Regions from separate parts of the Homo sapiens genome. Here region 2 is linked to region 1. The links are chromatin loops, found by intact Hi-C in ENCODE. Cell type or tissue: ovary. All regions are shown on one strand. Each heading gives the region's core, and the rest is flanking DNA. Links, peaks and the distances in the headings are about the cores only. Region 1 holds the start of RBBP8NL (RBBP8 N-terminal like). Region 2 overlaps LINC02970 (long intergenic non-protein coding RNA 2970).

Region 1 (15,221 bases), core at 4,109-12,108:
GCTGCAGCAAGCTATGGTCTTACCACTGCACTTCAGCCTGAGCAACAGAGCAAGACCCTGCCTCAGAGAAAAAGAAAGGAAGAAATGTTTATGAAGTACCACCATATGCCAGGGGCCAAGACAGCAATGAACGGGCAAACACTTCCTGTCTCAAGAAGGTAGCACCCTGAAGACCCCTGAGCCAATACACAGTTTCTACCCAAGACTTGCATCTTACAGGCCTGTTGGGAAAAGGCCTGACCTACCTACAGTCATGGAGGGCTTCCCTGCAGAGGGGTGCTTGGATGCCCAAGAGCTGGCTGGGAGAGGGAGGGGAGCAGCCACAGGGGACTCCAGTCCGTTGGGGATCTGTGGGCCGGTCCAGGAGGGATCAGACCCTAAGGCTCTGAGGAGGCTGATGGCTGTCCTCACCTCGGTGGCAGATGAAGGTCTCAGGGAGGGGTCCACTCACCCCAGCCTGGGCCCCGTGTGCTGCTGTGTCCTATCTTTAGAGCAATCTGATGAGGCGGAGGCATAGGCAAACCCTTACAGGACAGAGGCCGGAGACGGGCACCATGCCCAGGTCTCCCTACCAGGCCCATTCTCCGGCCACACCTTGGGACCCTGGAGCCGATTCCACCCCACACTCTCACAGCCCCAAGAGTAAGGGACTCGCCTGCCTCACCCTAATCCTGTCTTTATATAAAACTTGGTTATTTGGTTCATTGTGAATTTTTCCCATTAATTTAGACTTCTTAAAAATACTACAGTGGCTGGGCGCGGTGGCTCACACCTGTAATCCCAACACTTTAGGAGGCCAAGGCAGGTAGATTACCTGAGGTCAGGAGTTCAAGACCAGCCTGACTAATATGGTGAAACGCCGTCTCTACTAAAAATACAAAAATTAGCTGGGCGTGGTAGCGCATGCCTATAGTCTTAGCTACTCCGGAGGCTGAGACAGGAGAATCACTTGAATCCTGGAGGCAGAGGTTGCAGTAAGCCGAGATCGTGCCACTGCACTCCAGCCTGGGCAACAAGAGCGAAACTCTGTCTCAAAAAAGTAAACGAAAGTTAAACTTAGGGTTACCATAAGCCCCATCAATTGCACTCCTAGATACACACCCAAGAGGACTGAGGACAAGTGTTCAACCAAAATCTCGCACACGCATGTTCACAGCAGGACTATTCACACCAGTGGAAATGTGAGACCACCAAGTGTCCGTCAGTTGATGACTGTGGTCCAGCCGTGCACTGGAATATTATTCAGCTTCAGCCAGGAACAGGAGCGAGACCCAGCTGAATCTTCGAAATATCGTGCTCAGAGAAACAGGCCAGACACGAAGAGCCAAATGCTGTTTGATTCTATTTTTATGAAATGTCCAGAATAAGCAAATCCATAGAGACAGTGACTGCTGCCAGGTACAAGGCTTTCTTGGAGGTGATGAAAATGTTTTGGAATCCGATCACGATGATGGCGGCACAAACTTGTGAATGTACGAATGACACGGAGCGGTTCACCTTAAGAGGGCTGACACTCAGGCAGGTGCTTACATAGAGAAGCATCCAGCAGGAAGCATGCTCACCCCAAGCAGCGGCTCACCTGGGGAGGGGATGAGACGCGACAATAAAAGGAGACTTTGGTCTTATTTGTCATGTTTAGTGCTTCGCAGGAGGGGGCAGGGGGCATCCTTGCAGTTCTTGTATTAGCAAAAAGTAATTTTTAAAAGAGGGTGCCTACGTTATCTTAAGTGAAACAACTCGGACAGAAAGACAAATACTGCAGGTTCTCACTCACAAGGCGAAGCTAAGTCACGTGTGCTCATGGAGCAGAGTGTGGACAGACGGACAACGGGGCCTCGCAGGGTGGAGGGAAGGGAGGATGGGTGGCTGCTCGGGGGTGCCGTGTGCATTGCACCCTCGACCGATGCACAGAAGGCCCTGACTTCACACAGTACAACGTCTCAATGCAGCATCATCGTACTTAAACCCCATGAAGCTATACAAATAAAAATCATGAGAACATAAAATAGGGTGACTAGCAGTGAGACCATGTGGAGGAAAGACGGGGGGCTTGATCCTTCCCCCCACCAAGAAAGCCTCCGCCCTCCCAAGTGCCCAGGCAGGGCCCACATCTGCACCCCTCCTGCCCAGTGCAGCCTGGCCCCATGGGCACACAGCACCCGCCATCAGGATGCCCCCCAGCCGGGCCAGCAAGGGCTTGTCTGCAGGGAGGGTGGGGATGGGCCCCGGTTGTCACAGAAGGCAGTCCCATTCCTGCAGGGCCGTGCTAATAGGTGACCCATTTATCTGGGGGCCAGGGCTGCAGGGCTGGCCTGACCTGGCCACTGCACTGGCCACCCCACCCTTTATCTATCGCTCCAGTAACACAAATACCAGGCAGCAGGGCCGGCTTTTAAAGGTGCGTTTTACAGCGAGATGCCTTTGAAGCTTATCTCCCACCCCTCCCAGCTCAGAGATAAAAGGCTGCCTCACCTCTGGGGTGGGGCATTGGGCCCCCATCTGGCCTAGGAAGCAGGTGTAGGGGGCCATGAAGAGCCCTCTTGGTCCCTCACCCCAGGCCCAGCAGCCCCAGCCCCTCAGGTGCAGGTGGGGGTGGCTGCCAGGGCTGGGAGGCCACACACACACTTGGGGCCTCATTCCTCAGCTGTATAATGGGGCGATGGAGCAGCCCCCACGCTGAAACCTGGCCACGGTTTGCCAGCAGCGTGTTGAGGCCTTGCTGCCTCATTCTGCAATGCTTCCTGCGAGCCCGGACGCCGGTGCCTGGGTGTCCATCACACCCCCCAGCTCCTGGCTGATCAGGATTCAACAGACATCGGCTGAATGAATGAACAGGTGAGTGGTACCAGGAGAGGAACCCCTTTCACCCTCATCAGCCCTGCAAGGGACAAGTAAACTGAGACTCAGACAGTGCCCTCTGTGTGCCCGATTCTCACAGCCAAAAGCCCCGTAAATGTGTGAGTCACGTTCTTGGCCATCCATGTGCCCAGAGCCTGGACAGGGCCTGGTGGGCAGCCAGGAAATGGGTCTTGGATGGTTGCATGAATGAACAAAGGGGCACACAAACCCACGGCTGCAGAAGGACGCCGACCTCCAGCGACATTCGACCTCCTCCTCCTCTCCCAGCCTTCCCTCCTTCTCTGCCCACAGTGCAGGTGCAGTGCCAGGGGGCCGACGATGTTGCCTGGAGTTCAGGGTAGGAGGCTGCTGGCCTGGGGTTGCCACCTTCTCCCTGGGGACCCAGCCACAGGCACAACCTGCACGGGCACCTCTGTCCTGTATCACCAAGGCCTGGACATGGCGGGGTGGGGTCCCTGGCCAATGAGCCAGGGCAGGCAGGCACGAAAACTGGCTCAGTCCAGGAGGTCGCTTGGCTTTGCTCAGGGAGGAACTCAAGGTCGAGCCGGTGGTGTTAGACAGCAGCTTTGATTGAAACAGCCATGCATGGCAGATGCAGAGGGACCCCTCCTTGTGAGGCAGGGCTCCCCACAGGCAGTGAGCCCAGAGCTCACATTCATACCTGGAGGCTGCAAGTTCAAAATCAAGGCACCAACTTGTTCCACGTCCGGAGAGGACTCACTTCCCGGTTCATAGACGGCACCATCTCGGGTCCTCACATGGTGGAAGGGGCAAGGGACCTCCCTGGAGCCGCTTGTAGAAGGACACTGATCCCCCAGCAGAGCTGCAGCCTCACGAACTTGCCATCTCCCAGAAGCCCCGCCTCCTAACATCATTGCCTGGGGCGTTAGGATTTCAACGAGAATCTGGGGTAGACACAAAAAACATCCAGACCACAGCACAAAGCAGCTACACATGTCCACGCACACATGTGCACACACACACGTGCAACACATGCACACACAGGCACACACATGTAAGACATGCACACACATTCGTATCCCCACACACACACACACACACACGTGCACACAGTCCCCACACAGGCACACACAAAACACACGCCAGCAGCAAGCAGACCCCACTCACAAAGGGCCCAGCCAGGAACAGGGAGGTGGCCGGAGGAGGGGCCTCCACGAAGTTCCCAGGCCAGCCAGAGCTGGAGTGGCCCATGCTGACCACAACCCCCTCCCAAGAGCCTGGTCCTGAGTGGGAGGGCATCGTGGGGCCAGAGATGACCCAGCCCTCATCCCAAACCCAGAGCTGGCCACCAGCCACCAGCAGGGGCCCTGCCAGGGAGCAGGAAGTCCGTCCTCCCCTCGCGGCAGCGGCTACAGGCCAGGCTCCCAGGCTTCCTCCTCTGAGCCCCGTGCATTCCTGGGGTACTCGGGTGCGCTGGGGATCATGGCCCCAAGGACTCGGGAACCCCCGCTCTGCTTCCGTGCAGAGCTAAGACAGGCTGAGGATGAGGCAGAGGCGGAGGTGGAGGCGGGGAGGAGGGAGTGGGGAGGGGTCGTGGGTAGGACACAGGGGGCAAGGCATGAGGGGGTCAGGGCTGTACCCCGCAGCCACAGTGTTGCTGTCCAGGGAACACACACGAGACCACAGTGTGAGGCTGCTCCAGCACCTGGGCCGTGCCACCCGGGGCCAGGCCAGCCCCCAGCCTATTTGCCCCCCTGGGCTCCACCTGGCCGGGGGCACCCAGCCTACCTGGAGACTGGAGAAGCCCACTCACAAGCACTCACAGACCCCGGGCAGACTGCGCAGACCAGAGGCCCAGCATGCGCCCAGTCCCCCTCAAGCAGAAGGCCTGCTTCCCCAGGCAGGGCGGGGCAGGCTGGGCGGGTCGCTTCCCATAGCAGCTGCTGGATTTCTGTCCACTGGGTTCTGGCAGGGACAGCTCTTGAGCTTATTATCCCCAATTTACAGACAGGGAAACCGAGGCCAGAAAGGGGACTGTCACCTACCTATGGTCAGCCCACGGTGAGCTGAGCTGTGAACAGCAGGAAGGACCACTCTGTGTCAGAGGCCCTACCACCTGTCCCGAGGTGGCGAGACAGCACATTTGCTCACTCCCACCTGCAGCCCCCGACCCAGGCACCCCTGCAAGCCCCCCACCCTTCCCCGCCCGGGCCCTCCGTGTCACAGGCACCAAACTGGATTCTCAGTGCTAACCAGCTTGGCTCCTGCAGCCCAGCCTCACAGTGATTATGAGGAAACAATCCCAACTCTATGTGGCTTCAGACCCAACCTGTCCGGCCACTTTCTGCGAGATGGCAGAACCCGCCTGGCGGCTCAGGGCAGTCTCTGCCTCCTTTCTGCTCCTGGCTGGGAGAATCGAAAACCTGTCAAGCGGGTTTGGCCAAAATCCTGTCTTGTTGCCTGTGCAGGTTCACAGCCCGCTCACTTCTCTCTCCCTGTGAAGAGCGTGGGGGACTCCGCGCAGAGGTCGACAGAGGTTGAGGCAGGGCCAGGAGCCATGTGAGTACCCGGGACCCCGGGGCCAGGCCACCCAAGTAGCCGGGTGAGCTGGGATCCCTGGCTGGGGTGCTCACCAGGGAGGCTGGAGGCCCAGCTTGGACTCCTGCGAGGAGAGCCGCGGGGGTGGGTGGGACTGGACGTCTTCCCTAAGGGGTGGCACAAGGCTGCTCCTGGTCCAGGGACCTAGCAACGGAGAGAGCTCAGTGGGCGTTCCTGGCAGGAGCTGGGTGCAAAGAGGCCAGGCCTAGTCTGGCACCAGGGCCCAGGAAGTGTCCATGGTCTGCTGAGGGGCTTGGGGCATCAGGGACAGGCTGGTGGCCTCGCCCTCCACCCTGGGCCTGTCCCGCCCCACCATCCAGGTTCACAAGAGGATAAGCGGGCGCAGCCACAGGGGTGAGGGTGGTGCAGGGGTGCAGCACCCGCAGCTGGGCACTGAGCAGGGGACTCCTCTGCCGCTGTGTCTGTGGGGAAGCAGCCACAAAGGCGGGCCTTGCTCAACCCCCTCCCCCACGGGCCAGGCCTCAGGGAGCCAGCCGGCAGGGCAGGAGAGCAGCCCGGCCCACCTCCACCTCCGGGAGGGAGTCAGGTTGCAGGGCTGCTGTGCCTGAGCTGCAGGGACACCTCGGCTGGCTCCTCTGTTTATGTGTACACACGAGTGCACGGGCGCACGCGCGTGTGGGGTACACGAGTGCATGTGCACACACAACATGCGTGTGCAGCTGTCCCGGGGGCCCTGCGGCGGTGTGTGCACAGGAGCCTGGGTCAGGGCTCACCACCAACATCTGTTCTACAGTCACAGAAACTGAGGCACGGCCAGACAAGCGACCTGGCCGAAGTCTCCATGGGAGAGGCTTTGCCCATTACCACAGAGGGTGGGAGGAGACTCTGAGGCCATGTCCAGGTCCAAATCTTGCTCCACCTGCTCATCTCTGATCTGCTTCAAGCCTCAGTGTCCAAACCTGTAGAATGAGACAATCAGCACTTCCTCCAAGGCCAGGTGGGCCCCGGCCACATGCATGTGCCCAACCTAGCTATGCAGTGGGTGTTCCACAGGGGCAGCCAGGAGGTGGACAGGGGCAGGGGAATCCCTTGGGGAGAAGCGGGTCAAGGTGCAGAGGGCACCACTCTGAGCTTGGCTTCCTCAGCAAAGCTGCAGGATGGTTTCAGTGCCCATGCAAGTGGGAAAAAGCCTGGTGTGGTGCTTGACACAGAACAGTATGTGATCAACAGCAGCCACTGCCACTGCCACTGCTAATGCCACTGCCACTGCCGCTGCCGCTGCTTCCACTGCCACTGTCACCACTGCCACTGCTACTGCTACCACTGCCACTGCCACTGCTAATGCCACTGCCACTGCCGCTGCCGCTGCTACTTCCACTGCCACTGTCACCACTGCCACTGCTACTGCTACCACTGCCACTGCCACTGCTAATGCCACTGCCGCTGCCACTGCCACTGCCACTCCCACTGCCACTGCTACTGCCACTGCCACTGCTATGCCACTCCCACTGCCACTGCTACTGCTACTGTCACTGCCACTGCTATGCCACTGCCACTGCTATGCCACTGCCACTGCCACTGCTACTGCTGTGGCCATCACCGTTGCTCCTGGATAGGTGGGCAGTCAGTCAGATGGACATACAGACAGCCCAGGCCTCAGAGACGGAGGGTACCAGTGTCCAGCTCCGCACTCCTGCCCCAAAGAGCCTGCTGGGGGTCGGTGGCTGGGGTGGAGAGCAGCCGGCCTGGCAGACGTCCTTGGAGCACTGGTGCCCAGGCGGCTTCTCTGGTTGAGTGCCCTCGGAGAGGCGGGGAGCCCAGTGATGCCCCGGATGCCTCCTGCTCAGACAGCAGAGGAGCTCAGGGGGCCCGGCCTCCCAGAGGACAGGGTAAGAACAGGCATCACTGTGGGTTTTGGCACTCGGCCGGACAATGTCCAGTCCTGCCAGGGCCACAGCTGGGCCTGTGATTCCCTGGCCTGTGTGTGGGAGGCAGGTGGCATCTCCCCTGGGTGTAGCCACAGAGATGCCGTGAGCCCATTGGAGTCCGTAGTGAGCAGCCGTCCAAGGATGAGTGTCATCACCGTCAGAAGCCGGACCTCTGCCCTGAGCGTGGGGAGGGCTGCGTCCTCCTGCACAAGGCCTTTGTGGCAATGAGACTTGACCTTGTCCAAGCACAGAGGGTCCTGCCGTCAGCACTGCTGGACACCTGGGGTCCCACATGAGGGAGGCGCAGGTCATGAGGGAGGCGCAGGTGAATCGGGGTCTCCCTCGGCTGCTCACTGAGCGCTCCTGTCTACGGAGCTCCTGGCCACACAGGCATTACCTGTGAGGAGCTTCTAAGCAGCCTGATACAGGGGCAGGGGTGCTGTCACCCCCAGGTGAGGAAACAGGCTCAGAGAGGAAAAGCAACTTGCCCAAGGCCGCATAGAGAGCAGAGATGGGTCCGAGAGCCCCACCAGGGCTGCTGACTGGGAAGCCCACACCTTTACCCTCCGCCCAGACTGACTCTCCAGCCAGCACCCTTCAGGAATGCGACCCCTGCCCCGCCCCAGCCAGCTCAGCGGGTGGGGGGGGTGCACCCTCTCTGCTGGGGCTCTGAGAATGCGTGAGGTAGGATTAACAACAGCAAACCTCTGCCCCCTCTGAGTGGCCACTCCAGAGTGCCCTGGGAGAGTGGGTGGAGACCCTAGGAGGGCAGGTGCAGGCTCTGGGGGGCCTTTAGAGGGAGGTGGGAGTCCTGAGGGACAGGCAGGGCCCACAGTGCATGTCCATTCCCTGGATGAGGACATGAGGTGGAAGGTGGTCTGCCAGCCTCAGGCTCCCCATGGAGGGCTCTCCTGGGCCCTGTCCGGGGGATAAGAGGCACCCGTTTACTGGATGGGCTCTGTTCCGTTCTGGTGAGAGCAGCACGTCGCCCCTTGGTTTTAAGGAGCAGTCCCCCGAAGGCAAAGGTGCTGGCACCAGTAGCACCTCACTGCAGGAGGCGGAGCTGCCGGCCTGGGTTAGCTGAAGCCCAGCCCGGCTCTCACTAGCTTTGACCGTGGGCAAGACGCCACCTCTGGGTCGTGTTCTCAGTGGCAAAATGGAGCAGAGGGCAAGGCATGGTGGGGTGAGAGTGGTGTCGAGGGGGACAGACATGCGCCCCTCACACCTGCCCCCCCCACGGCCCAGCTGCAAGCAGCAGGTGGGACAGCGGCTCACTAGCCTGCCCTCCCCTTCCCCCACTCCTTCCAGGGGGCTCAGCACCCACAGAGACCCTCCAGCCTGGACTCCCGAGTGGGAGGGTCTGGGAGTGGGAGGAGTGGCTGAGGGTGACCCTGGACCAGAGCTCAGCTCTCTCACCCCAGCCCTGTGAAGCCCCCCATGAGCCTCAGCCCAGCCCCTCCCCGCCCCGGTAGGCTTGCTCCCCCATCACAGCCCCACTGCAGCCCCCACCCAGGCCTGGAGGAGACCCTCCTTCCGAGTTCCCCCAGCCCCAGCACCCCTAGCTGCCCTTGGCAAGCCCAACAAACCCAGAGAAGGCTGACTCGGGAAGAAAAAGCCAGCCCCACTGACCCCGCTGCTGACCCCTGGCTCAAGGCTGCGGGTGCGGGTCTGGGTGAATTTCTACAATCCTGGTTCATTTCTTCTCCCCAAAAGCACCAAGGCTTGCAACTTCCCTCCACCTCCCATCCCTTCCCCGGAGCTCTCCAGCACTCTAGGAGTGCTGCAGGTGGTTTCGGGCACAGAAAGGATCCTGTGAGTGGGAGGCACAGCAGAGGCTCCGTCCCAGCCTCTGCACCACAGTGACTTCACTGGGAAGGAAGCCCACCTCTCGTGTGGACCCCAGAGACCTCTCCCAGGCCCGCAGGCACCATGGGCTCCCTTGGGCGGCTCCTTTATGGGCGTCGGCCCAGCCCACATGGCAGATGCTGGGGGCCAGGGAAGAGTGGCCTGTTGGGCGGGTCTGGGGGGAGTTTCAGGAGCTGCAGCTCCGCCCCCTCCTGGCCCTCCTCAGCTGCTTGAGCCCAGGGAGGCCCCGGCTCTGACATCTTCCTCCCAGGGGCCCCCTTGGCCAGGAAAAGCCAGTGCAGCTGGGTGCACCAGAGCCATGGGGAGGACGCCCCAGTCCACACAGGCAGAGCATGCAGACCCACAGCCCCAGGAGCTGGGCACAACCCAGATCCCACTTCCCACTGGGTGACTGAGACGGGAGGCTTGATCTGTTTGAGCCTCAGTTTCCCCATCTGGAGCGAGGTCTTCGTGGTGTGGTCAAGATTCCGTGGGCTGTCAGGAAGGTCTCAGTGTGTACGGAGTTCGGGAAACAGGGTCAGAACCACTGATGCTGGCCACGTGACCTGCTTCCGGCAGGCTCCATGCTGTCCCCACCTCTGGAGCTCAGCGTCCTGTTGGTCCCCTTCACCAGCAAAGACATCCCTCCCAGCCTCCCACCAGGAAAGCCCCAAGTCTCCCTAGTCCCAGGATCCCTCACCCACCCAACACAGAGCCGCCAACTGTCACCCCCACTCCCTCCGAGGGTGGCTGGAGGCCCCAAAGCCCAGGCGGGTCTGTGGACTGAGCCTCTGCAGCCCAGCATCCTGGTGCTCCGCCCTCCATGCAGCCCCACTAGCCCTGTCAGGGGCCCCTGGGGACGCTGCAGCCACCCCCGAACACAGGCCACACTCTGTCCCACACCCCTTGCTGCCCCACCAGGCTCGGCACTAATGCTTGATCACAGGTGCAAGGGCTCGGCAAGAGTTAGGACACCCTCCTTCCAAGTGGCTCCAGTCACCATCCCCACCCCGGTCCCCATCCCCACCCCGGTCCCCATCCCCACCCCGGGCCCCATCCCCACTCCGGGCCCCATCCCCACCCCAGTCCCCGTCCCCACCCCAGTCGCCATCCCCACCCCAGTCCCCGTCCCCACCCCAGGCCCCATGGCCTCTCTCGGGGTCCCAAGGCCTCTCTCGGGGTCCAAGGCCTGCCACCCTCAGTTAGAGGCACCCCAGCCCCACCCCCAAAGACGCCCACCACCTGACTTCCAGGGCCCCAGGGCAAGTGCCTCTTTCTGTGTTCAATGCACCCTCAAGCCTGGCTTGGGTGGTTTGGCCACGCTGGGATGGGCATGGGGCTGGGCGGCCACCATATTCCACCCGTCATGGGATGGGGTTAGGCGGTCCTGTTCGGGACGGTTCTGTAGAATGATGTTGCACACAGGACCCTCACGTGGGCGTCTCCAGGCTGACCTTTGAGAACCCAGATGCAGCCATGGCTGTTCCGCTCTGTGATCCACTTGGGCTGGGCTGGCCGTGGCGAGGCCTTGGGCATGGCCTCCAGCTGCGAGCCCGAAGTTGGATTTTGAGCAGAGCGGTGCACATCTGAGCAGAGACCAGAGCTTCCCAGGGATGGCCACCATGGAGAGTGGTCCTGGAAGAGATGGGGGGAGGCAGGGGGTTCAGGGAAGGTTGAGCAGGAGGCCAGGCAGGGAGGAGGCCGACACAGTTGTTCAGGTGACGCACCAGTGGTTCCACAGTAGGTTGGGTATGCACACACACAGCACACACACATGCACACTGGCTTGGGCACGCACACACAGAGCAAAAACAGATGCACACACATGGCACACACACATGCACACTGGCTCGGGTGTGCACACACAGCAAACACACATGCACACTGGCTCAGGCATGCACACACATGGCACACACCCGCACACTAGCTCGGGTATGCACACACATGGCACACACACATGCACACTGCCTATCATGCACACATGCCACACACATGCACACTGGCTTGAGCATGCACACACAGCACATACACATGCACACTGGCTCTGGCACACACACATGCACACTGCCTATCATGCACACATGCCACACACATGCACACTGGCTCAGGCGTGCACACACATGGCATACACACATGCACACTGACTTGGGTGTGCACACACATGCACACTGGCTATCACACACACACAGCACACACATGCACACTGACTTGGGCATGCACACACACGGCACACACACATGCACACTGGCAATCACGCATACACGGCACACACACGCACACTCACGCACACTGACTTGGGTGTGCACACACATGGCACACACACATGCACACTGGCTCAGGTGTGCACACACATGGGACACACACTGGCTCGGGCGTGCACACACATGGCACACACACACGCACACTGGCTATCATGCACACACACGGCACACACATGCACACTGGCTCGGGCGTGCACACACACGGCAAACACACACACTCCCCCACCCGACCGCGTGAAGCACAAGCCACCCGGTGAAGAAGTCTGAACTGCAGCGGTTTGTGTGCCACAAACACTGGCTTGCAGAGGCCCAGCCACTTGACCGGTATCCCAACCTCCCAGGCCTGGAGGCCAATCTGTGGGAGGAGGGGGAAGGGTCAGGGGAGGACAGACAGACAGTCACAGCGCCCCCAGGCTCACTCCGCCCAGCCCTGCCTGGGAGCTCTCCAGGCCACTGGGAATTTGGAAAGGTCTGGGAGGGTTTGACGATGAGTGCTCCAGCCCAGGTCCCCAGGCCCAGCCTGCAAAGGCCCCACGGCCCCTTAATTCTGGCCTTAGTCCGTGAGACCACAAGATACCCACTGCCTACCAAGGACCTCCTGAGACCTGTGGGTAGGGGAGGCAGGCAGGGAGGGAGGGGGCCTGTGACCTCTTCAGAGTGGCTCCTACCTCTTCCTGGAACCTTCCAGCATCTGCGTGTGGGAGCCGCTTCCGGGCAGAGGGGGCTGCTGTGGCTGTGTGTGTTTCCGTGTACCTGCAACTGCATGTGTAGCTGTGTCTCTATGTCTGCACAGCTTTGTTGTCAGCATGTGTCTGCGTATACCCATGTCTATGTGTCTCTGTGTGTTGTGTGTGGGCATCCCTGTCTGTGTACATATGTGTTGTATGTGTGTAACTCTGGGTGTGTGCCTGTGTGTTGTGTGTATACATGCTGTGTGGTGTGTCTGTCTTTGTGCATGTGTGTTATGTGTGTACATGCTCTGTGTGTGTCTTTTGCATATATGTGCATGTGTGTTGTGTGCACATGCTATCTGTGTGTGTGTGTGTGTGTGTGTGTGTGTGTGTGTGTGTGTGTGCCTGTGGGACAGGATTGAAGCTGCCACGGCATTGGAGGGGGACAGAGATCCCAGGAGGGAACTGAGTACAGGGCTCTGGTGAGAGGGAAGGAGGTGCTGTGACAGTGGTGTTGGGGCCGGGGTGTGGACAGTGGCATGGTAGGGTCTGTGGGGCTCTTACTGGTGAGGTCTGACTCCCAGCTTCACAGCTGGGCAGGTGCCACCAGCACCATCCAGCTCTTGCCAGGCTTCCCTGTCCCTCCATTGAGGTGCCAGGGGAAGGGCTTATGTGGGGACAGGCCAGGCACTGATGGGCTGGATACCTGGGGAGAACGGGGTGGCTCAGAGGTGCCGGCACTCACCCCAGATGCTCCCTGGCCCCTCCAGCCCCTCCCGCACGGCAGCCAGCACCCTGCCCTCTGGCCCCCGGCCACATACGTGTGGGAGGAAGCCACACAATGTACTATCTCTGTGCCTGCCCGTGGGGTTCGGGAGCCTCCAGGCCACCTCCCATGAGTAGCCCCTACAGCATGGCATGGGGTCTGCTCCATACAGACACAAGGAGCCCCAATCCTCTCCTGGACTCCACAGCCCACAAGCCCTTCCTGAGCGGATCCCTGTCCCCTCTTCCTCCTCTTCAGGATGGACACAGAGGGGCAGTAGAGGCTGCAGGCGTCTCCACAACCCCAGCGCAGAGGGGCCCGGGCCAGGGCCACAGGGAGCCATGGAGAGCTTCATGGAGTCGCTGAACAGGCTGAAGGAGATCCACGAGAAGGAAGTCCTGGGTGAGGGGCCAGGGACAGATGCCAGGCTAGGGAGGGGTCTCCACAGCCCTCACCTAAGGGTCGGAGCAGGCCACTGTGCACCCATGATCACCTCCAATTCCCACCAAGTCAGGGAATGGACCCCGTCTTTTTGGCCCAGGCAGGGGAGTCCTGACCCAAGGCCCAGAGCTACAACGTGGCAGACACCCTGCCTGGGCCCGAGTGCTGACCTCAAGCGGGGATGTCCTCGAGCCACTCCCAGAGTGTGACCCCGAGGGGGAGGGGCACTTTCAAGGGTTGCCACCAACACCTCATGGCCACCTGCCACCCGCAGGCCCCATGCTGCCCATGCTTTGTTCTCCCGTGGGCCGGCCTCCAGCGTGGCAGAAAGAAGTACCCACCCTGGCCGGCCTGCTGAGCTCACCAGGGCAGAGACAGCCACTTCCAGAAACAGGAGCTTATGGCTCTCTGGACCCATCCAGAACATGTCAAGGCACTGAGCTGCAACTCTTCTCTTCCTTCTAGGACACGCCCCAGGCCCCACCCCTGTCCACTTCCCCCACGAGGGACAGGGCCGCAGCCCCCACACCACCCCCAGTCCAGTCCCAGGGCCAGCACCTCCCCGTGGTCTTTCCACTGAGCACCCACACCCACCTGGAGGTCCAAGGACCCGGCTGCCTCCTAGGCAACCCAGAGAGGTGGGGCTGCTGGGGCTAGCCAGGCCCAGGTTGGATCCCCAAGATACGGCAAGGAGAGGGTCTGGTGGGGTCCGCCCCAGAAGCTTATCTTATTTCAACACTAGCTATGACACACACACACACACAAAATGGCCCCTCGGTCCCTCTACCTTTCACAGGTGGCTGGTCACTTGTGGCACCAGGGTCCCTGCTCACCCCCAGACACCCCCAGACAGATGCCGGAGGCAGAGACCCCAGGGGAAGCAACAGATGCTAGGCCGAGACCACCGAGCCTCAGGCAGCCCCGTGCCTGGGCACAGACAGGGGCTCACCTGGCAGGGCTCCCCCAGGGGGTGCAGGGGACAGGAGTGCCACATTGCAGCTCTGCCCAGACCCCGTGGTGGGGACACTGAAGGTGAAGCAGCAGCTGGGCCTGACCCCCCGCCCCTCTGCTTGCTCCCCCAGGCCTGCAGAACAAGCTTCTGGAACTGAACTCAGAGAGGTGCCGGTGAGTCAGGCCAAGCAGGGCCCCTCCTCACAGGGACCACACTGGCCACTTCATCCCCCTGAAGCCCCAGTGTGCCAGCACTACCACCGTCCTATGGTGCAGAAGGGAAACTGAGGCTCAGTGTGGGGGCGGGGGGAGTCACTTGTCCAAGGTCACACGGTGAGCAGGCAGCGAAGCCAGCACTTGAACCCAGTTGCGTCGGCCTCCCAGGGGCGGGGCAAGCCCCCTACTCGGGGCTTCTCCCACCCCAGGATCATGATCAGAATATCAACAATACGTTCACGGTGAGCTGGGGTCATGTCTGGTCAGACACTGGCGGGCGGGCAGGCTCCCTGCGTTCTGGCTTATAGACCCGGCTATGGTCCTGCCTGTGCTGTGGCACTAAAGTGGTGCGTGGACAGGACAGACGTCACAGAGGAGCGTGCAGATGACAGGGGGGGCGGTGTGTGGACAGGACAGACGTCACAGAGGAGCGTGCAGATGACTGGGGGGGCGTTGCGTGGACAGGACAGACGTCACAGAGGAGCGTGCAGATGACTGGGGGGGCGTTGCGTGGACAGGACAGACGTGACAGAGGAGCGTGCAGATGACTGGGGGGGCGTTGCGTGGACAGGACAGACGTCACAGAGGAGCGTGCAGATGACCGGGGGGGTGGTGTGTGGACAGGACAGACGTCACAGAGGAGCGTGCAGATGACTGGGGGGGCGTTGCGTGGACAGGACAGACATCACAGAGGAGCGTGCAGATGACTGGGGGGGGTGCGTGGACGGGACAGACGTCACAGAGGAGCGTGCAGATGACTGGG
Region 2 (15,221 bases), core at 3,344-11,343, 170 kb before region 1:
CCACCCAGCAGTGCCAACCCAGCAAAGGTCTTGAGAACCACACTGAGAGAGGTGGGGTTTGGGATGAACCTGGCTGCTAAAGTGGAAACAGCAACGTTCCCCGAGGGCTAGGACAGCACCCAGAGTCCACACGGTGTGCTCAGACGTAAAACAAAATTACTCAATAGACACAAAACTAGGAAGGTGTGATCATCCTCAAGAGAACAGACAATGCTCAGATGCCAGCCCCAACTGACACAGATGCCTACAGCAGCCGCGGTAACTGCTTTGCGAGTTGCACGCATACACAGCACACGCACACACACCTCAGAAAGGAGCATTAGATGAAATGAATAATAAACCTCACAGAGAGGTAGGAAAAAAAATAAACAAATGAGTATTTTTGAACTAAAAGAATAGAGTATCTGCAATTAAAATTGTACTGATGGACTCAATAGCAGAATGGAGACAAAGGAAAGCCAGCGAACGTGAAGACAGATAAATAGAAAATATCCACTCCGAAGAACGAAGATAAAGAGGAAAAACAAGAACAAGCATCACGGGCCAGCTGGGGTCGTATCGAAAGGCCCAGCACATACCTGGTTCCAGAAAGCAAGGAGGAGGTTGGGGCAGAAAGTTATTTGAAGGAATATTGGCTGAAACATCCCAAGTCTGGTGAAATACATAAATGTAAGCATTCAAGAAGCTCAGTGAACCCCAAAGAAGATAAACAGAAAGGAAAATAGACCCAGACATAGCATCATCAAATTGCTGAAAACTGAAGAAAACATCTGGAAAGCAGCTAGAGAAAAACAACACATTTCGTACACAAAAGCAGTGACTCCAGTGACTACAGAATTCTTGCCAGAAACCACGGCAGCCAGGAGACAGCAGAACGATGTCTTTAATGCATGAAAGGAAAGGTTTCTCCTTGCAAGGTGTTTGTTCATTTCTTCCAAGTTGTGGAATATATGGGCAGAAGATTGGACACCATCCCCCTCGACTCTTTTTTCCCATCTGTAGGGTCTGCGGTGATGTCCTTTTTAGCCTCCATGTTTGTAATGAGGGTCTCTTTGTTTTGGGGTCAGTCTGGCCAGCAGCTTATCAATTGTATTGATCTTTTCAAAGAATCAGCTTGGGTTTCATTTATTTTCTCTATTTTCTGTTTTTGTTTTTTGTTCAGCTGATTTCCACCCTGATCTTTATTACCTTCTACTTTCCGCATGCGTTTTGTAATTTATTTTTCCCTTACTAGTTTCTCCAGGTGAAAGCTCCTATCATAGTTGGCAAGGGTTTTCTGTAAAGGGCTAGAGAGTAAATATGTTTGGTTTTGTGAGCCACGTGGTGTCTGTTGCAACCACTCAACTGCTGTTGTAGCGTGAAAGCAGCAACAGAAAACACATAAAATACCAAGTTGTTCTCCAGCATAACTTTATTTTCAACAGCAAGAAGGGGCCAGACATGGCCGGTGGGCTGTAGCTTGCTGGCTCTTGGCTTAGAGTGATTTGTGATCTCTTCCTTTTTTATCGTTTCAGCAATTACTGCTGTAAAATCTATCCTAAACACCAGTCAATCTGCATCCCACAAATGTTGATATGTTGTTTTAATTTCCATTGAATTCAAAATAGTGTCTAATTACCTCTGCATTAACCCTGTGCTTCTGCGCTTTGACATCTGGGGTGACCCAGGAGGGGCTCCCCCTCCAAGGGCTTCCCAGCAAGATCACCCTTCATAAGCAAATCAAGGATTCCAGAGCCCACACCCCAACCGCTCCCCAACTGGGCCACACTCTGGGCCAACGTCCCCCTGCCCTAATCACCCCAGGGCCAGGAGCTACACCCAGACCAGCTGGCATTAATGCAACCAGCCAGTTCTCCACCTGTCCACCCCCTGGCCTGGTCCTTCCCACACCACGTTCCTCGCACCCTCTGCCTCCTGGCCTACCTGGTGCTTGCCCTGTGCCCCTTCACCGTGGTGATGCGGCCAGCTCTGTCCTCTTGGGACCCGTGACAAATCATCTTTTTGATGGTGGTTGTCTCCTGACCTGTGGGCCTCACCCTACCTGAATAACAATGAAAGTTACATTTTAAAAATACCAGGTCACCTCCTCTGTTGATATGTTGTTTTAATTAACAACTTCTAAACAACTCATGAGTTCTTTTGGTTTTTTTGAGATGGAGTCTTGCTCTGTCAGCCTGGCTGGAGTGCAGTGGCACAATCTCGGCTCACTGCAACCTCTGCCTCCTGGGTTCAAATGATTCTTGTGCCTCAGCCTCCCGAGTAGCTGGGATTACAGGTGTGGGCCACCATGACCAGCTAATTTTTGTATTTTTAGTAGAGACGGGATTTCACCATGTTGGTCAGGCTGGTCTCAAACTCCTAACCTCAAGTGATCTGCCTGCCTCAGCCTCCCAAAGTGCTGGGATTACAGGCGTGAGCCACGACGCCGGTCGCTCACGAGTTATTTAGAATTGAGTTGCTTAATGTTTCAGGATGTTCTGTATTGGGTTCTCCTTTCATTCTAATTCTGGGATAGTCAAGGAACACAAGTCTCAACAAATCTTGAGATTATTCTTACTTTGTTCTCTGCACGACTTGAGTCTTTTAAGATCTACTGAGACTTGTGCTGGGACCCAGCGCGGTCGGCCTTGGTCACTGCTCTGCGTGCCCTGGAGAAGCATGCACCGCTGCTGGGGTGCAGTGTCTGGCACGTGCCATGGTCCAGCTGGCCCCCGATGTTCTGTGGGGGCATTGCTCCCCAGCGTGTCCGGACAGGTTCTTGCTGAGCACCGGAACCCTGAACATCCAGGGAATGAGGCGTCAGACACAGTGGGGGAGCTCCAGCCAGCGAGCGCCTGCTCCCGCTCCGGGAAGCGCTCCTGGTCCATGGCATCACCGTCCTCAGGCGCAGTCAGGCCTGGGGATGTTTCCTGCCACCGGAAGTGCCCTGAAGGTGTCCTGGTGGCCGCCGTGTGAAGGGATGATGTGACTGTGCACCACAGTCCCCATTTCAGGAGCACGATTCACCCCGGGACGCGGTCCTGAGACCGTCCCACTCTTTAGGGGCTGTGGGGGATGGAGGAGGGGCTCATGAGAGTCACCCAGACCCACAGTTCACCCTGCATTTTCCCAGTGGTCCTGGGCAGGCCACACTCTCGGCCTCCAAGAACTCGCACCCCTCCCATGACAGAGGAGCCTGGGATCAGGGAGAGGGGATCGTGTGCTCGGGGGCACCAGCCCCATGAGAGGACCTGTGTGGGAGGTGTGTGGTCCTGGCACAGGGCCTGGAACTGCCAGGGCAAGGGAGGGGAAGGACACCCAGCACTACTCTGATGTGCAAACCCTAGAGCTGCCTCGTGGCCACCCCGGGAGGAGAAGGAGGGAGTGTGCAGGGCTGGAAGGGCTGACAGCGCTTTAGACACCGTAACTCCACATTTGTGTTTTTCATGCTTGGAGCTTCTGTAGGAAGATGGAGGTTGGCCAAAGTTTCAGTGACTAAAAGTGTGAAATTCATTTAAGTCCATCAAACTCAAACTTGTGCAGGCACCAGGCAGTCACCCTTGATGAAGGCAGCTGGCCAGGCATAAGGGACACAATCCGCAGAGCCAACGAGACCAGAAATGATGCTGGACCACAGAGCGCGTGGACAGTGAGGAGCGGTGAGGCCTGTGCAGAGGGCAGTAGCCAAGCCCAACACAGCTGAGTGCAGCCACGCACAGCCCAGCCACGCCACACCACGCCCAGTCACATCCAGCCCAACACAGCTGAGTGCAGCCATGCCCAGTCCAGCCACGCCACACCACACCCAGCCACACCCAGCCCAACATAGCCATGACCAACCACACCCAACCCAGCCCAGCCTAGCCACGCCCAGCCCAGCTCAGCCGTGTCCAGCCCAGCCACGCCCAACCCAACACAGCCACGCCCAGCCCTTGGAAGCCACACCCCACTCCCCACACCACACCTGAATACAGGCCTAGTGTTACCAGAACTTCTAATTTTCCAACAGAAATGTGCAATTGGGGTCATTATGTTCAGTTTCCCAGTTTTGAATATAGTTTCAACTATCTTGACCAGCTCTACTGAGGATTATTTGACACAATCAACTGCACATGTAAAAGTGATGATTTGGAAAGCTTCGACCTATGTGCACACCCACGAAACCCTTCCCATGGTCCACGGTGAACCTCGTCACCCACAGCATGTCCTCCTGCCTGTGTCCTCCCACCCCTGTCCCCAGGAACCACCGATGTCACTACAGACAACTGCATTTTGCAGAATTCCATATGAACGAAGTCACATGTATACACGCCTTCTTTCACGCAGCATAATTATTTTCACGTTTGATTTTGTCATGTGTTTCAAAATTCCACTCCTTTTTATTTCTGCGTTGTATGGATGCACCATGATTTGTTCATCCAATCACTTGTTGGTAGACATTTTGGTTTTTCCCCCAGGTTTTTGCTATCACAAATAAAACTGCTATGGACAGTCATGCATAAGTCCTTGTGTGAACGCGTTTTCATCCCTCTGGGAAGAATTCCTAGGAGTGGAACGGCTGAGTCTCTGGTAGGGGTGTGTCTAGCTTAAGAACCTGCAGGACAGTTTTACAGAGTGGCCGAACCATCTTCCATCCCCCCCAGCAGTGTACGGCAAACTTTCAACAGCACTGCACAGCCCTAAGACGCACATGCCTGTGGGTGCTGCCCAGCCGTGGCTGCCAGCTTGTCTCTGGTCCAGATCACTTCTTGTTCAACAGATGGGGAGGCCTAGGGAGACCACAGGCCATGCCAAAGGTCATGCAGCAGCTGTCAGCTGAGCAAGGCTGGCAGTGGCCCAGGCTGGTCATGCCCCCTCCATGCTGGCAACTGTCTCCACCAAGGCACACTCTGGTGGAAGCTGGAGGCAGGGGACACTACTCTAAGTGGAGTCATCTGAGAGATGCACCGACCACACCTCTTCTGTGTTTCTATCCCCGAGCTCCCAGGGGCCAGGACCACCTGCCCAGGGAGTGCTCATTGTGCCAAGAAGAACATGACCCAGCACAGGGTCACTGCAGGTCCCTAAGCAGAAGGGCTGGCCCGGGCAGGACCCCAAAGGCTCGGTAGCAAGGTGCTCCTCCCGAAAGCTGTGATTCCCGGAGTGATCCGGGCTCCGGGGTGGGACCTCCTGGTGCAGGGTCCTGAGCTTCGCCTATGCCAGGCTTTGGAAGCATCCTCTGAGGGCCCCTTCGGAAGGAGCATTGGGATGAATTAAACAGCAAGGCAGGGCTCGCCTAGTGCATGCTCTGCTGACAAATGCGGTCATTTTTCTCGATTCTGGGAAAGAAGGGATACGGACTTGTTTCGTCTTGCCATGTCTAGAACTCCTCTCGGAGTCTCCAGTTAGTAGGGAGAAGGGAGTGCCGTGGTCTCTGGGTCCTGCTGGCACGTGGAACCCAGTTCTGCAGGGTCTCACACCTGTCCTCTTCTTGTCACCCTCTCTGTCTTTCTCAGCAACTTTTCAGAAGCTTCAGAAGAAGGACGCCGGAGAATGCCCGCCCGGGACTCCGAGGTGCCCTGTGCTCATGGATTGGTCCTCCTGGCTCCATGAGTGTGAGTGAGTGTCTGCAGGTCCCTGGCACAAAAGCTGCAGTGCTGAGCAGGTGGCTAATGGCCCTGGCTGGGTGATTTTGGACAAGTCACCTTTGCCTCTCTGGCCTCCATTGTCCCTCTGTCAAACAGGCCCCACGACAGCAAGCGTTGGTTATTGTGTCTATGGTCAACATCCCACCTGCCTTTCTGGGCAGAGACGTTTGGGAGCAGTGGCTGTATCCCTGAGCACGTCGTAAGGGCACTTTCCTGCATGCCCTGGCTGGAGGGACCTGTTGCTGGGAAAACTCCCCAGAGTGTGAACCGGCGGCGGCTCCACCATCTGGGTGCCGTGGGCATGGTGCATGGCGGGAAGGAGGCCGGCACCACAGAAGGGTGGCAGCTGTCCCCGGAAGGCTCTCCCCTGAGGGCGCCCAGGGCTCCACCGCTAGCCAGCCATCTCCTTGCAGTAAGGCACGTTTCCTCCAGATCCTCTCGGAACTGCCGGGAGTGGCTGCCCCACCCGCCCAGCTCTCCCTGGGTCCTGCCAGGCAGGGAAGCGTGAACCGAGACGGGCTCGGGATGGCTCTCAGGCCCTCCCTGCTCTCAGCACCAAGGGAGGCACCCAGAGACTGATCTGTGGGGGCAACGGAGACTCCGGGTCCCCCCACCAGGATACGTCCCCTTTCTTTGCATCTGATGCTGACACACACATACGAGGAGCCCAGAGGCAGAAACGGGACTCAGAGCCTGACGCTGAGGCTGGTGTGTGGGGCTGCCTCTCCCAGTGCTGAGGCTGGCGTGTGGGGGCTTCCTCTCCCGACACTGAGGCTGGCGTGTGGGGCTGCTTCTCCCGACGCTGAGGCTGGCGTGTGGGGCTTCCTCTCCCGACGCTGAGGCTGGCGTGTGGGGCTTCCTCTCCCGACGCTGAGGCTGGTGTGTGGGGCGGCCTCTCCTGGTGCTGAGGCTGGCATGTGGGGCGGTCTCTCCCGACCTTGAGGCTGGCATGTGGGGCTTCCTCTCCCGACGCTGAGGCTGGCGTGTGGGGCTTCCTCTCCCAACCTTGAGGCTGGCATGTGGGGCTTCCTCTCCCGACGCTGAGGCTGGCATGTGGGGCGCCCTCTCCCGACCTTGAGGCTGGCATGTGGGGCTTCCTCTCCTGACCTTGAGGCTGGCATGTGGGGCTTCCTCTCCCGACGCTGAGGCTGGCGTGTGGGGCGGCCTCTCGGGAGCAGGCGGCCTCGGGGATCCTGGGGGTCAGCAGCCCCTCCACAGCTGCACCTCCCGGGACTGACCCTGCAGAACCCACCTCCCGCCAGCCCCTCCACAGCAGGACAGCACCCGCCTCCTTTTCCAAGGCCGCCTCGCCCAGTGGAGGCTGCAGCTCTACTGGGTGTGAGTCAGGAGGAAACGCTCGCAGCCAACACAGGCAGGACACGCCCACGTGACATCGGATCCCACGGGGAGGAGTCCACTGGGCAAATCTGAACAATGTGGGGGAAGATATTGATGAGATGTTAAACATAACCCATAGAAGAAGAATCTACAAGTCCGTACTGACGTAAATAAATAAACAGGCATTGGGGAGAGACAGCTTTTCCTTACCATAGAATTCCAACTCAGCCGCAGAATCCTGGTGGGAACCGTCATCAAAGTCAACGGGAGCAGACACCACCAAACCCCAGATCAAAGTCAGCATCGCCAGCAACGGGCACACGGACACCAGGAAACTCCATCAGCATTGCTTTTGCTGTATTCTTGACAAAATTGTACAGTTTAATTTTTTTTCTTTTTTCTTTCCTTTTTTTTTTTAGAGATGGGGTCTCACTGTGTTGCCCAGGCTAGAGTACAGTGGTGTGATCACAGCTCACTACAGCCTTCCGTGGCTGGGACTACAGGCACACACCACCACATCTGGCTTGTTTTTTTGTTGTTGTTCTTGTTTTACTGTTTACTTTGTAGAGATGGGGTGTAGCTATATTACCCAGTCTTGACTTCTGGCCTCAAGTGATCCTCCCACCTTGGCCTCCCAAAGTGTTGGGATTACAGATGTGAGCCACTGTGCCCAGCTGTATAAGTGGAATTTAATTATGAGGAAATCTACAGTGAATCCAAATTAAGGGATAGTCCACAAAATAACTGACAATATTCTTTAGAAGTGTCAATGTCATGAAAAAACAAAGACTGAGGATTCGTCCCAGATTGAGAGACTAAGGGGCCACGAGGACTAAACACAACATGGGACCCTGGACTAGGAAAGGGTGGTGAGTGGGACGGTCAGCAGGGGTGAGCGGGACGGTCAGCAGGGGTGAGTGGGATGGTCAGCAGGGCGTGCATGAGGGGTTTGCTGGGTGATCCTGTTGTATCAGTGGCCATTCTCTGATCATTGTACAATTGATCACTATCCTCAAAGCTAACTTTTTTTTTTTTTGAGACGGAGTTTCACTCTGCCACCCAGGCTGGAGTGCAGTGGCGCCATCTCAGCTCACTGCAGCCTCCGCCTCTTAGGTTCAAGTGATTCTCCTGTCTCAGCCTCCCAAGTAGCTGGGACTACAGGCACCTGCCACCACACTTGGGGAAATTTTTGTGTTTTTAATAGAAACGGGGTTTCACCATGTCGACCAGCCTGATCTCAAACTCCCGACCTCAGCTGATCCACCCACCTCGGTCTCCCAAAGTGCTGTGATGAGTGCCCGTGAGCCACCGCGCCCAGCCTCAAAGCTAACTTTTGGGGACGTTGGATGAAGAGTCCACAGGAACTTTTCTACTGTTTTTGCAACTTGTTAAAACCCTGTAATTACTTCAAAATGAAAAGTTAAAAAATGATCTTTTAAAAAAGAGTTAATACTTGCAGTATATAAAGGACTCTTGAAAATCAATGAGAAGATGAATGTCCTGTGGAGAGCACATGGGCCGCGATGCTCCGGGAAAGAATGGCACAGAGCACAAGAGAAACAGCTCACGGGCACCACTGATTAGAGAAATGCCAAGGCACTCAATGACGGCCAATGATGGCGTTTGAAAACATTAGACTGCAAACTAGTGTTTACACCGTAAGGGTGCTCTCGTGTTGCTGGGGAGAGGGGGACGAGCATAGCTCGCCTGCAGAGCAGTTTGGCAACTTATCAAAAGTCCAAGCTGTGACCTTTCTCTTTTTGACCCCTACGCTGGATGTCTCCACCCCAAAGCCCCCTCCCAGTTTGTACCTGGATACTGAACTGTAGGGACCCCCAGGACCTCTGGCTCTCAGCTGGTGCAGCCAAGGGGAGGCTGGGCAGGAGACCAGGTGGACGGCTCCCACCCAAAGGATGCCCCAGGTTGGGGGACAGGGCAGGACACCCCCTGATCTTGGAGGTAAAGTCATGTCTTACCCCAACCCCAAAGGTGCCCTACATGCCACCCATGGGGTGAGAGTAATATGGCAGCCACTGCCTGTCTCACTGATGTCCAGCCTGGACCATCTGAGGGGAGGGGAGGGAACTCAGGAAGCAGAGGTCGTGCTGCTCTCTGGATCCCCCCATCCTGTCTCCACCCCTGTGTCAGGGGGTTTCGGGTACCCTGGGGCCCTGACAGCCAATCCCACCAGGAGCAGGGCCATTTCCTGCCCATGAAACTCCTACTAGGACCTGTGGGACCCGAGGGTGACTAACAAAGCTGTCCCAGATAACACCACCATGGAAGGGGTTGGAGAGCAGGGCCGCCGCTTAGTCCAAAGGAACACAGACATCTGAAGGATGGATTCTAGGCTGTGTGGGCTCCGCGACCTGAAAGGCAGCGCATTGGATAGGCCTGATTCTGGTTCTGGTTAAAGGTGGAGAAGTCTCCCTGAGCCCAGGAGGCTGAGCGGATCACAGGGGCACCTTGAGAGGGAAGATCGATTTTTAGGGTATGGCCCAGCCTTCCCTCAGGGCTGAGCAGATCCACAGTTTTGAGAACACGGCTGAAAGGCGGGCACACACTCACACACGCATGCACACACACACCCCCATACATGCATGCACACACACACACATGCACGCACACACACCCATGCATGCACACACACACATGCACACACACCCATACATGCATGCACACACATGCATACACACACTCACACATGCACACACACGCATGCACACAACCCATACATGCATGCACACACCCATACATGCATGCACACACACACACCCATACACACACCCATACACACATGCGCACACACACCCATACACGCATGCACACCCACACACACCCATACATGCACGCACACACACACCCATACACGCATGCACACACTCACTGCCATGTGCACCATGAGGGCTCACTCTCCCCAGCCCCAGTGGGTGACCACATCCCCTGCCCCCTGAGCAGGATCCATGCCCCTTCCTCATGGCGAGGACCAGTGTCCTTTCTCCTTGGGGAGGATCACAACCCCATTCCCCTGGGGAGGATCACTCCCCTTCCCCCTGGGGAGCACCACCATCCCATCTGCTTTGAGCCCTGTGCGTCCAAAGCTCCTCCTCCCTGTGCAGGTGCCCATCACCCCTATTCCATCATTCCCATCCTCTCTGATGAAACCCAGACACCATTTCCACGTGCTCCTCCCAGGCACCTCCCACTAGAATGTGGGCCACCTGGGGGCAGTGGCCTCGTCTGTCTATTCTCTGAGCCCTCCTAGAGGCCAGGGCTGCCTATATCCTAGTGAGGAAACTGGGACACTAGGAGGCCAAGGTGAGTCCCAAGCACACAGTTGAGAGGGGTTGAGGGTGTCTGAACCCAGCCTCAGCAGACAGAGGGGCTGTGCTCCAGGCTGCCTGTGGACTGCTCACAGGGTGGAGTCTGCTGCCATGGGGTCCATGCCTGGCCCTGGGCAGGCATGGGGGCTGTCTGCACCAGCTGGGCTGCCCAGCTGCCAACTGGCCTGCGGACTCCACCAGAATGTGCCTCTCTGCCACCCAGCCCTGAAGTCAGCCCTCCCAGCTCACTCTCTGCAGGGCCACAGCGGGCAGACGGGGATGCCTGCATCTGAAGAGCACCTGGGGACGTGGTGGTCCCTGGCTCCAGAGGTGGGGGTGTTGCTGATCTTGGAGGGATCCTGAGGGCATCTCCTCAATAAGCCTGAGGCCAGGCCTGGGAGGCAGATAGAGACACTGTGGCCAGGGAAGAATGAAGTAACCCCCACACGCATTCCCAGCCTTTACTGCCATGGAAGAGCTCTGTTTAGAAACAAACACCACTCCTCCAACACAGCACCCACACACGCGTGCACACCCACACACACACAACCGTGAACACACACACACATGCACACCACTCTTCCAACACAACATACACACACACAACCGTGAACACACACACACACAGGCACACCACTCCTCCAACATGACACACACACGCACATGCAGACATGCACACATACACACACGTATGCAAATGCACACACACGTGCATATGCATGCGGGCAGACACACAAGCACACACGCACATATGTGGACACATGCACAAGCACTGTGCCCATGCTGGGTGCTGCTCCTCCTGGGGTGTGTCCCTCTCTGCCATGTGCATGGCCCCTGTGATGGAGCCGCTTCCACTGGGGCTCAGCTCTGGTGGGGGCCTGGGGCTGGTGCAGGTGCCTCTGTGGGCTTCCTCTGAGGGCCCCAGGATGCACCAAGGTCATAGCACAGAGCCCTCCTCATGTCCACCTGAGCCCCATCAAGACAGTGACGGTGGGGGCTGAAGTGGAGTTGGGCTCTCCCTGTAGCTCCCCCTCACCTCTCCCAGCGCTTCCCCCCAGCCCCCGTGTGGCCTCTCTGCCCAGCTTCCCAACATCCGCAGGGAGCTTCCCCAGCTTTTCTGAGTGGCAGGGCTGTGGGCTGCCCTCCTGCACCGGACCTTGCTTCAAATGCCGAATGCCACCAGTCCTGCAGAACCTAGATCCCAGCGGGGGCCTCGAGCACGTGCGCCTCGGGGTTCTGTGTGCAGTTGAGTTTGAGAAATGCCCTTGGAGGGTAAAGGATGGGACAGCAGGTCAGAAGGGGGTGGGGCGGCCTCTTCAGGGGTCTTCAGTATCTAAGGACAGCCACCTTCAGAGTGGTCACAGCCCAGAGCTCTGATGCACGCGGTGCAGGAAAGACAGCCACGTGGGTCTGGCTGCCAGTGTGCAATGCACTTGGGGACATGGGAACCCCAGCATGCAGGGGAAGAGGGGACGGGGTCCATGCCCCACACTTTGCTGACACCCCGGGCTGCTGCTCAGGGAACCAGAATGAGGGTCCTGCCCTGAGCTCCTGGGTGGGGAGACGTCACCCCTCCACATGCAGCCACCACACTCAGCCCCACAAGGGCCTGGGAGTGCCAGGCAGGGCACCCGCAGGATCAGGAGGCAGGGCCAGTGCGTGCAGGGAAAAGTGAGGGCATGCGGTCAGCAGGGGGTCAGCAGGTCCCTCCTCTCATTGGGGGACCCTCAGCAAGTCCCTGGGCCCCCAGGTCCTGGTTTCCACGGCTCTCCCCAAATCCATCAAGCAGAGGCGGCCACTCCGCCTACCTATGTCCTGCCTGCCCTTTGCCTGGCCTGAAGCCCGCCCTGCTCACTTCCTGTCTGGGTTGGCCTCTGCTGAATTATTCACCGGGCATTACTAGGGCAGGCCCTGCCGGAGGAGGCTGGGTGAGGCTCTCCTGGACCGCGTCCCATCCCTCCGCACTCCCTTAGTCATCTCTGGCTCCAGCTTGGAGATGGCTGCTAATGGAACCATGTGGCTGCCTCTCCCGTGGCTGCCACAGCCAGCCGGGACCCTCCCTCTCCCGCAGCCCCTCTCTCTGACTGGAGTCCTCATGCCCGCTGCCTGCTGGCTCTGGGGCCAGAGCTCCGTGGCACATGCGCTGTGTCCAGCAGTGCTTGGCACAGTGTTTGCAAACACAGACCCCAACCAGTCACCATGCTGATACCCAAACCCTGTCGTCAGTGGCATGAAACTGGGGGAGGTGGGGTGTGCTCCAAGACTCACCAGGCTCCAGCTGCTGACACTTTTGCTTTGCTTTCCCAAAAAGTGCTTCCCAGGGGCCAGCTTTGCTTTGGGCTTTGTGTGTACGTGTGTGTGTTTGTGCAAGTGGGTTTGCATTGGACCTGGAAGCGTGCATGCTTGTCTGCATGTGTTCACAGGCGTATGCATATGGGTGTGAGATGTGTACAAACACATTTCTGTTTGTGTATGCATGCGCTTGTGTGCACGTGTGTGTGCATCTGTGTACAACTGTGTCACATGTGCAGTACTTTACACCCAACACAGCTTCCACTGCCTTCTGACTCTTGTGCACGACCACACTCCCACATACCCACGTGTGCAGGCCCAGAAGATCAGGACTCGCAGTGCCGCAGGCCGGGGTCCGCCTCGTTGCTCCCAAACATGGTTTTTGGCTTGTCTTCGCTTGCCGCTTCCTGGCTTGTTCAGCCAGGGACCCTCTCCCCTGTATTAGGGTCCCCCCTAAATCTTTGATGCCAGTTCCTGTCGAGAGAAGGGCCCGTACATCCCCAGGTCTGTGCCAGCCCTGTCCTAACCCAGTTCCTGCTGGTAAAGCATAAGATGTCTCCCCCCGGACCTCCCCAGGCCAGGCCCTCAAACTTCAGCTGGCAGTGCACCGCCCCCCTTAAGTTCAGGCTGGCTTGGAAAAAAAGCGAGTAAAGGAGAAAGGCCGCCCACCCAGGGCATACCTCTGGGCTCCCAGCTCCAGGCCTCGGGGAAGACAGTGTGCCTGCCCCCTCGTGCCCTTGCCCTGCTGGGCAGACATTCGCTGTGGGTGCTGGGAAGCTTATGGGAGGAGCTGGCCTCTCCCCAGTGCGCCTCAGGTGGCAGGAGCTCACTGGTGGAAGTGCTGGGGAGGGGACTCCAGGCCGACTTGGAACACCCCGCTGAGGCTGAGGCTGAGCCTGTGAGGTCGGGACCACTGCACTCCCAGAGGGAGAGCTGCAGCTTCAGGGCCAGCTGCCTGAGCCCTCACCCCTACCATAGCCTCTGACCCTCTCCACCTCACACAGATACCTCTGGGCCTCCTGTCTGATCACCAAGGTTTTATTAAAAGAAACTTCATTTGGAAGCCCTGGGGAGCTGAGAGCTCTGCCGGGCGATCTTCCTCTGGCCTGTGAGTCAGGGTTTCCTTAAACAGAGCAGCTGAGAGGAAAGCCAGGTGGAGAGGAGACGCTGCAGCCTCTAGGCCTCCCCGGCACTGGGCCTCTCCTGGGAGGCAGCTCCAGGGGCTGCAGTGGAGGAACTTAGGGCCAGGGTGGGTCCTGTGTCTGATGCCTAGACAGAGGTCCGGGATCACCAGCCATAGCTGCTGCACAGGCCAGGGGTGGGCAGGTGCTGTGGTGGGGCTCAGCTCCTAGCCCTGTCCACGCCTCACCAGCCGCCCCAGGCACTCAATTATGTGGCAGATTTTCCTGATTTGGAGCCTTCTCCTGCCCTCAGATGGCCCCCGGCTACTGGCCATTTTCCCACAGGCTGAGTAATTCTCACGGGGATTTTATGGCTGGCATCGGCTGTCCACACATTTCTCTCCCCATTAGTGGTCAGAGGGACTCAAAGTCACAGGGACTCAGCCCCATCTGAACACGGGGCTTGTCCAGCACCCACCAAGATACCCCAGCAGAGGGCTGGGGTTTGAAGGGTTTGGCGAGTGTTGGAGCTGCCTGAGCCGGGGTCTGGAGACAGCCTGGTGGCCACACAGGTGTGGGCACTGCAGCAGGTTGTACTTCCCAGCTCCAGAGGGCCGGGCGCTGATCTCTAAGCAAGCTCACTCCAGTGACTGCCATGCTATAAACCCCACGACGCACTGGGGAGCTGAGAGTGTCCCATGAAAGGCCCCAGAAGATGGATTTGATTTGTTCATTCTTATTGGGAACCCTGATTCACAAACCCCGGCAGCTTTGAGGAAATTGGTTATTCATGCCCAGAATGAATCAGCAAAGCCTCCCCACGTCAGTCGCCGCCCGGGAAGCTGTCACCTCCATGGCCGCAGCACTCTCTGCCTTGGCAGGCAAGTGGCATAAAACACTGCCTTCAAAGTGATTCCCAGAACCAGGCCAGGCCAGCCCACTGCCTGCCTGGGATCCGTGCTTCCGGGAACAGGCACGGACCCCAGAATGGGACCAGCTGCAGGTCCAGAGAGCACACGGGCCCCCAGGAACACAGGAGCCCCTCAGCTGCTCTCCTTGGTGCTGAAAGAGCCTGGTGGCAGAGCTGCAGATACCTGCGGCAGAGACGGGGTCCCCACCCCGGCACCCCACAGGCCTCCTCAGTGCCTGCGCCCCCCACCCGAGGACATCTCTGGGTGTGAGTGTGTGGTGTGTGGGGCTGGCTAAGTGTTAGGACTTCACTCGCCCTGGAGAGACCCCCACCAAGAGGGGCAGGAGTTGGCACACTAATTCCCAGGGTTCTCAACACCCAGGGGGTCCCTCTGGATCTGAGCTCTGGTCCCCAAGTGGTCACCGGCTCCCTAACTTGCTCTCTGTCACCTTCCCTCCCCCGGGCCTTGTCTGCCTGTGCCCATGCTGCCCCGCAGCTGATGAACCCCAAAGCGGCCCACTCTGATCTTACACTCAGGAAACGTGGCTCGCTGGGCTGCAGCGTTCTAGGACATTCCGCTCTAGGAGGGGCTGGAGCAGAGCCCCGGGTGCTCCACATGCTCCTCTTTATC

The links. Hi-C counts contacts between places; a loop is a spot of excess contacts. Peaks named below come from ENCODE experiments on the same cell type or tissue, not always from the same donor. Only the 100,000 strongest peaks of a DNase experiment are listed, where the experiment ranks them.
Region 2: it touches region 1 in a loop (2.0-fold over the local background); 5 of 110 quality-filtered maps call a loop at or near these places.

What each region holds. Positions count from the first base shown.
Region 1 is chr20:62,417,618-62,432,838 of GRCh38, reverse strand. RBBP8NL (RBBP8 N-terminal like) reads left to right here and starts at 5,300. Exons shown (of 14, transcript NM_080833.3): 1 at 5,300-5,379; 2 at 13,109-13,252; 3 at 14,374-14,416. The coding sequence starts at 13,192. LOC105372710 (a long non-coding RNA gene) reads right to left here and starts at 5,009. Exons shown (of 4, transcript NR_187662.1): 1 at 4,866-5,009; 2 at 3,521-3,764; 3 at 1,775-1,975; 4 at 1,330-1,579. RefSeq lists a silencer at 5,792-6,086 and enhancers at 5,701-6,460, 9,039-9,830. In ovary, for the core only: no CTCF peak of the experiment used is centred there; no DNase peak of the experiment used is centred there.
Region 2 is chr20:62,587,472-62,602,692 of GRCh38, reverse strand. It overlaps LINC02970 (long intergenic non-protein coding RNA 2970), which reads left to right. Exons shown (of 2, transcript NR_184037.1): 2 at 5,475-8,428. Among named protein-coding and RNA genes, the nearest start is that of LINC02970, 8.4 kb to the left of the region's middle. RefSeq lists enhancers at 9,923-10,423, 10,424-10,924, 13,356-13,863. In ovary, for the core only: no CTCF peak of the experiment used is centred there; a DNase peak (open chromatin) is centred at 6,960.